Regions from separate parts of the Homo sapiens genome. Here regions 1 and 3 are each linked to region 2. Evidence: chromatin loops called from intact Hi-C (ENCODE). Cell type or tissue: CD4-positive, alpha-beta T cell. All regions are shown on one strand. Region 1 has its middle 9.0 kb from the start of LINC02322. Region 2 overlaps LRRC9 (leucine rich repeat containing 9). Region 3 overlaps LRRC9 (leucine rich repeat containing 9).

Region 1 (2,500 bases), 370 kb before region 2:
ATTTATATATCTTCTTTTGAGAAATGTCTATTCAAATCTTTTGCTCATTTTTAAATAGAATTATTGGGGTTTTTTTCCTATTGAGTTGTTTGAGCTCTTTATATATTCTGGTTACTAATTCCTTATCAGATGGATAGTTTGCAAATATTTTCTCCCATTCTGTTGGTTGTCTCTGTGTTGATAGTTTCTTTTGCTGTGCAGAAGTTTTTTAGCCTGATGTAATCCCATTTGTCTATTTTTTTTTCTTTTCTGCCTTTGAAGTCTTATACAAAAAAGTCTTCACCCAGACCGACGTCCTGGAGCATTTCCCCAACGTTTTTTACTAGTCGTTTCATAGTTTCAGGTTTTAGATTTAAGGCTTTGATCCATTTTGCTTTCATTTTTGTATATGGTGAGAGATAGGGATCTGGTTTCATTCTTCTGCATGTGGTTATCCAGTTTTCCCAGCACCATTTATTGAAGAGATTGTTCTTTCCTCATTGTATGTTCTCGGCACCTTTGTCTAAAGGTGGGAGTGCAGATATTTCTTTGATATACTGATCTATCTTTTTTTTTTCTTTCTTTCTCTCTCTCTTTCTTTTTCCGTCTCTCTTTCTTTCTTTCTTTTTCTTTCTTTCTCTCTCTCTCTTTCTTTCTTTCTTTTTCTTTTTTTATTTTTTTAAGACAGAGTCTCACCCTGTCACCCAGGCTGGAGTGCAGTGGCATGATCTCAGCTCACTGCAGCCTCACCTCCTGGGCTCAAGCGAGTCTCTCACCTCAGCCTCCCGAGTAGCTGGAACTACAGATGGACGCCACTACACCTGACTAATTTTTGTATTTTTTTTGTAGAGATGGGGTTTCACTATGTTGCCCAGCCTGGTCGTGAACTCCTGGGCTCAAGTGATCTGCCCACCTCGGCCTCCCAAATTGCTGGGATTACAGGTGTGAGCCACTGCACCAGGCCTTAATTTTTTTTTTCTTTTGGATACATACCCACTAGTGGAATTGCTCAATCATATGGTAATTCTGAAATGAGCTGTCTGTAAATGCATGGGTGGTATCTGAGTTCTCTATTCTGTTCCATTGATCTATGTGTCTGTTGTTATGCCAGTACAGTGGTTCTACATAAATTTTAAGAACGACAAAATAATTTGTTTTTTCTACTTGTATGAAGATTGTCATTGTATTTTGAGTTATTTTTAATGCCTTCTCATTTAAACTTCCTTCCCCTGCCAGCACACATAAACACAAATCTTTTGAAGTCATTTTATTATTAATGTGTCAATTTACAAATGAGAAACGGAGGCACAGGCAGCTGAAGTTACACAGGGGCTTATGGAGCTGGCTTTCAAACCCAGGCAATCTGACTTCAAAGCCCACCTTGAGTAGTGAACCTCAAGATGCCAACGAGCGATGCTGCCCCCTGCTGGAGAAAATAAGCTGTTGGCTCTAGCCCAAAGCAGCCTTGGATGGTACCAGCGGCTTCTCGGGTAGCCTGGCAAAAAAAACTCCGTTCCAAAGGGATTCTGTGTATTGGTGATATTTAATGATTCTGTTTGTATTTTCTTGAGGAAACTGTGAACGTAAAACAACCAGAAAGAAAGGAGTAGGGACAGAGGCAGTAAGGAAACAGTTTGAGGGGAAGCAAAGCAGAAAAAATAAGGCAGAGGGCGATGCAGTCAGAAGGCGGGATCTCCGGGGCCTGTGAGCTTCCGGCACGGGTGACAAAGCGGCCAAGTCCCCAGAGCAGCCCCTGAGACCTCACATCTGCTGTTGAACTTGCAACAGTGAGAAAAAGTCTTCTTCTTCTCCATTAGGCCTGGCTGGGAGATCCCTGAAATGGTTTTCTGGGTCTCCTCACCACACACCCGCCAGCCTGCACCGTGTAAACTTTCTATAATCCCCCCACATCTGAGATGGTCTGAACGCTTTCTTCTTTGCAGCCTGAAAGCCGAACACAATACCAGTTTGGTGTAGGTCTTGGGCAAATCCCTACTGCCCTTCTCTTCCCTGGGTCTCAGGTTTCTTTTCAGCATAAGGCAGTTTGGGTTCTCAAGCGAGGGCAGTACTGCCCCACTGAGGGCAGGTAGAGAGAGAGAGAGAGAGAGAGAGAGTGTGTGTGTGTGTGTGTGCGCTAGCGCGCGCACGTGCATGTCAGGGAGCAACGTTGGTTGTCACAAAGACTTGGAGGAGGGTGCCACTGGCATTTAGCACCCAAGAACCAGCGATGCTAAACATTCTGCCAATGCCATTAGCAACCCCGTGGAGAAACACTGGGTGATTAAGAGTATATACCATTGTTTCTTCATAAAAAATGTAAATAAATCCACTTTCAGTTTTGAAGTTCTGTTAAATGGGGCTCTTGGAGTAAAATGGTAGTGTATTAAAGGAAAGTGATAAATAGCTCATGATTTGTATGGAGCTTTTTAAACCGGGTTTTCAATTCTGTGTGATTTTCTAAAAAAACAGTTTTGCTGTGAGTAGATTTCTGGCATGTTTCTAATGCTTGTAAGCTCTGAAG
Region 2 (2,500 bases):
CCAGGCACAAAAACGTGACAGAATTAATTCATAGCAGAAATTAAACCTATGTGGGAATACATACAGAATATACATGAAGAAAATAATAGATTTTCCTTAAAATGTTTAAGAACAGAAAACTACGTGATAAAAGTTATAGCTCATATTTTGTGTCTTTTGCTAAAGATACAGTAATCATATAGTGGCTCCGTTTATTTATTCATTTATTGCACATTTGTTCTGCCTGGAAGACAGGTTGGTTGAGCAATCTTCACTTTCTGAAACACTTTCTTAGCTTCAGGGAAACTTCATACGCCTTCCTCTTATTGGCTGCTCTTTCATAGTTTTCTTGCTGGGTCTTCTCAGACAGACTTTTAGATGTTGAACTGCCCAGGGATCAGCCTTTGGCCTTCCTCTTGCTTCCACGAACACTCTCCCTAGATGATTTCACGTGGTTCCTTGGCTTTATATACATCCTGATAAATTACAACATTTTATTTCTAGTCTTGATCTCTACTCAACTTAGCTGGTTATACCCAGACTTGAATATCCAACTACCTACTTGGTATGTCCATCTGCATGTTAAACAGGTGACTCCAACCTAACATAACTAACACTGCACCCCAAACCTGCTCCTCTGAGTATTTTCCATCTCAGTATATGGCACCACCATTTAACTGATAGCTTAAGTCAAAACCGTAGGAATAATCCTCTCCTTTCTTCCTCACCAGTATCTTTTTTTTTTTTTTTTTTTTTTTTTTTTTTTTTTTTTTGAGGCGGAGTCTCGCTCTGTCGCCCAGGCTAGAGTGCAGGGGCGCCATCTCCACTCACTGCAATCTCCGCCTCCCGGGTTCACGCCATTCTCCTGCCTCAGCTTCCCGAGTAGCTGGGACTACAGGCGCCCGCCATCACGCCCGGCTAATTTTTTGTGTTTTTAATACAGACGGGGTTTCACCGTGTTAGCCAGGATGGTCTCAATCTCCTGACCTCGTGATCCGCCCACCTCGGCCTCCCAGTGCTGGGATTACAGGCGTGAGCCACCGCGCCCGGCCCCAGTATCTAATTCTTTAGCAAGTCCGCCTGGCTCTACATCTAAAATCCATCCTGAATGTGATCGTGTTTCATCATCACCACTGTTACCATCCTAATCCAAATCACCACGATCTCTCATTGGACTACTGAAATAACTTCCTGACAATGAATACGGATGTGAAAGAGGCATTGTCTGCTCTAATGAAGCCTAAACAAGTAAAGCCAGAAATAAAATTTCTAAACTGAAAAAGGCTCTGAAGAGAAGCTTGGGGTAAGGAATGCAAAGGGGACCTACTTAAGATAGGGCCTTGGGGACGACCTTTCAGAGACGTTAAGATATTTGATCTGAAAATTGGAGGAGGAGGAGCAGGGGCCAGCTGTGTGAAAATAACACTGAAGTGCTTGTTTGCTCTCTGCTGCCCTCACCTGGCCATACGCATAAAATTCCGGTCCTGTCTAGCACAGAACCTAGATTAAGATGAGATTGAAAAACGGATCATTTTGAGAAGGAAGTAAATGGTCTTATAAGGAATACATTTGCCTTTAATGAAAGATCTAGGTCCTCACCTACATAATCAACCAGGGTCTGAAATGGGTGTGAGCTAAGGTCACAGAGGTGAGCTTCCTGATGGGTAGTCTCTCCTTGAGCCTAATAGCTGAGCTCCTAACTTAGGGCATCTATATTTCTCACAAGCAAATACTTAATCAATGCAGCCAGGATCTTATAAATTACTTCTCCCTTAGAGTTGAAAGGAGAGCTGCCTAAACCAAACTAATCCCAGAGGAGCTCGCAGTCTGGTAGAGGAGACAGATATGAATAGTGTTGCAATCAAGCATGATGCCTGCTAACCAGTTTAGAGTACCTACAAAACAGCCACATTAGCATCTGAGGTGGGGAAGCTACTGCCCCTCCTATAGAGGGATCATTTGCTGGGCCTAAATCTGTCAAATTTCCCCTAAGTAACATGTCCTGGAAGCTTTCTGCACTCTGATAGAAACTAGGGCTGTAGGCGTTTTAGATAAAGTTTTTGCTATATAGGGGATATTGGGCTTGAGGCGTCTCATGAATGGGTGGAAGGAATGAATAAACAATACCTAGCTCCTAGGCTGGTTCCCCAGGAAGGCAGGAGCTATGAAGTGTGATTTTTTCATGGAGATTTTATGTTGCCCAGGAATTCAGCAGCTGAGCAATGATGAAGTAAGTGTGAGGTATGCAAAAGCATTCTGGGTGAAGGAAACAGAACAAACAAAACCACTTATGTGGTGGAGTACTGCGTTTGCTTCAAGAGCAGTGCGGTACACAGTTCAGCTGACTTTAAAAGAGTTGAACAGAAGTTATGATAGTCTAAAACTATACAGTGGAGAACACTGATCCTTTACTGTAGGTGAAGAGTCTGCCAATAAAACAAAACAAAAGCCTTTGCAGCCATTTGTTACCTTCCAAATTACATTCAGACTCTTCACCTACAGTAGAGGATTCAATATTCTC
Region 3 (2,500 bases), 99 kb before region 2:
TTGTTTGTGGAATTGTCTTTAATGAAAACAAGTTATATAATCATACATTTGCTTGCAAAATAAATCAAGACATTTGCTGGGAGCAAAGACATAATAACTTTACTGGATAAATTATACATTTTATCTAAGTGAAATACCTTGATGAATAAATAGTTTACTCTCTTTTACAGTTTTTTTTTTTTTTTTTTTGAGAGGGAGTCTCACTCTGTCACCCAGGCTGGAGTGCAGTGGTGCCATCTCAGCTCACTGCAACCTCTGCCTCCCTGGTTCAAGCGATTCTCCTGCCTTAGCCTCCTGAGTAGCTGAGATTACAGGTGTACGCCACCATTCCCAGTTAATTTTTGTATTTTTAGTAGGGATGGGGCTTTGCCTTGTTGGCCAGGCTGGTCTTGAACTCCTGACCTCAGGTGATCTGCCCACCTTGGCCGCCTAAAGTTCTGGGATTACAGGCGTGAACCACTGCACCTGGCGTGGTGGTGTAATTCCAGCTACTCAGAAATTTAGATGAAAAAAAAATTTTTTTTTGAGATGGAGTCTTGCTCAATTTGTCTGCCTCAGCCTCCCTAGTAGCTGGGACTACAGGAGCACACCACCACGCCTGGCTAATTTTTGTATTTTTAGTAGAGATGGGGTTTCACCATATTGGCCAGGCTGGTCTCGAACTTCTGACCTTGTGATCTGCCTGCCTTGGCCTCCCAAAGTGCTGGGATTACAGATGTGAGCCACTGCGCCCGGCTCAGATGACATTTAATTAACAATTTTTAAGAATTATAAATAGCTCAAAATTTAACAATGTGTACATAAAAATCACATGAAGATCTCAAATGTATTAAAAGTCCATAGGAAAAATGGCTAAAAGAAAATATGCCAAAATGCTAAGTGAATACAGTGTAAGTTATGTTTTTTCTGCTTTATATATTTCTATTCTGAACATTTTTCTCCAGTGAAACCTATTACATTTATTTTCCCACTTTGTTATTTTAAGACACTTTTTATTATAAAAGTAACATATATTCAGCATTTAATTTATACATAATCATAAAAGAAAAAAAGAAGATGATGCCAATTTAGTAATAAATAGTGAAGAGTAGACTGTCACAACACTATAATGAAAGCAGTTGTCAAAACTAAAGGGCAACAAAGACATCTTCTGGACATCTTAAGAACTGCATAGTTGTTTTTAAACAAAAGATCCTATTTCCACCTAAATGTAATAGTTGTTTAAAAACCACACATTACAAAGAGCAAAATCAATCTGTAATTAGGTTTGAACTTTTAAATATTACATGATTAAAGTAAAGACATACAGCATTTAAAAAGAAAAATACAAAATTGTTGCATAGACATTGGAATTATATCATTTCCAAAGTACCTTTAAAACTATTTCCAGACAGATTATAAAGTCTACATATTTTAGTTAAAATAATTTATTTTCGTGTAAGGAAAGTATAAAATATTATGAAACTATGTGTACTGTTGAGCCAATAACTTTAAAATTTTGAATAGAATACTTCATGAATGATGGAGCTCATTTATATCAAAATATGATTGGCAATTTGGTTATCAATTTTAGTAACTGTAACAAGCAAATTCATAACCACATTTGATTAATCTGTGATACGTCCTAGTACTATGCAATGTAATAGTTTAGAAAAGTTCAGTGAAGTATAATTATTGAAGGTCATATTTTTAAATGTGTCCACTCAGTTTGAATACATGTTCTCTTCAGCCTGAAACTACTTGTAAACTTGTATCACTGTAGGTGTAATTAAATGATTTGTATTTGAAATCGGACGCTTTTTTTATTCTTAGAGCATGAAGGACTGGTTGCACCCACGGTTAGCCACATTTAGAAACTACTATTGATGCCCACAATTTGCATCTCTAAACAATTTTGAGGGCCGATCTGGTTTGAGGGTATTTTTTAAAAAAATACAGTCCTAAAAACCAATCTGTAGTTCAACTAGCAAAACTCATCTTGCTTTAGTAATAGTTGTGTTTGGTAAGAAATGTGCTGTAGTTTTGTGTAATCTCAAATGAATAGATACTCTACAAATGAAAGTATGCCTATTTCCTAAAGTTATCTTTTCTCAATATCTTCCTATGACTTTTCATAATGACATTTCATGACTAAATGTTTCTAATACTAGAACTAAGCATTCAGTTCTCTGGACTTTGTTTCATGTCACTTTTGTCTTTTCAAATTGTAGTCTGATGTAATAGTTGATGATTTTTATGATATAGAAATTCAAACAAATAACTAAAGATAACCATAAAGAAAGTTTAAGAGAGGTGATATTAAATCAAGTTCATGAAGGGTAATAGATTATCTTCATATGGAACTGAAGTGCTTCAGTAACTTAAGTAACATGATTATCTTTTTTTTTTTTTTTTAACTGACCACTGTCCGCTAGTTTTTGTACAACTACTAAACAGGTGAGTTTCTTGGTGTATGCTCATTTCTCTTTAGGCAGTTACATTCGATTTGATCTTGGAAAGT

The links. Hi-C counts contacts between places; a loop is a spot of excess contacts. Peaks named below come from ENCODE experiments on the same cell type or tissue, not always from the same donor. Only the 100,000 strongest peaks of a DNase experiment are listed, where the experiment ranks them.
Region 1: a loop joins it to region 2, with 4 times the contacts of the local background. A loop is called at or near these places in 6 of 110 quality-filtered maps.
Region 3: it touches region 2 in a loop (13-fold over the local background); 38 of 110 quality-filtered maps call a loop at or near these places.

What each region holds. Positions count from the first base shown.
Region 1 is chr14:60,330,907-60,333,406 of GRCh38, reverse strand. No RefSeq gene overlaps it. Among named protein-coding and RNA genes, the nearest start is that of LINC02322, 9.0 kb to the right of the region's middle. RefSeq lists enhancers at 1,482-1,551, 1,572-1,811. In CD4-positive, alpha-beta T cell, CTCF peaks have their summits at 1,234 and 1,442 (motif pointing left); DNase peaks (open chromatin) are centred at 1,396, 1,696 and 2,096; H3K4me3 peaks cover 1,178 bases.
Region 2 is chr14:59,964,135-59,966,634 of GRCh38, reverse strand. LRRC9 (leucine rich repeat containing 9) reads right to left here. Exons shown (of 33, transcript NM_001395648.1): 11 at 1-46. Among named protein-coding and RNA genes, the nearest start is that of LRRC9, 45 kb to the right of the region's middle. RefSeq lists an enhancer at 1,289-1,348. In CD4-positive, alpha-beta T cell, CTCF peaks have their summits at 1,239 and 1,438 (motif pointing left); DNase peaks (open chromatin) are centred at 784 and 1,414; H3K4me3 peaks cover 1,239 bases; H3K27ac peaks cover 579 bases.
Region 3 is chr14:60,063,337-60,065,836 of GRCh38, reverse strand. LRRC9 (leucine rich repeat containing 9) reads right to left here. Exons shown (of 33, transcript NM_001395648.1): 33 at 1-2,500. The coding sequence ends at 2,475. All of the region lies in intron 1 of PCNX4-DT (PCNX4 divergent transcript), which reads left to right. Among named protein-coding and RNA genes, the nearest start is that of PCNX4-DT, 27 kb to the left of the region's middle. In CD4-positive, alpha-beta T cell, a CTCF peak has its summit at 1,193; a DNase peak (open chromatin) is centred at 1,136.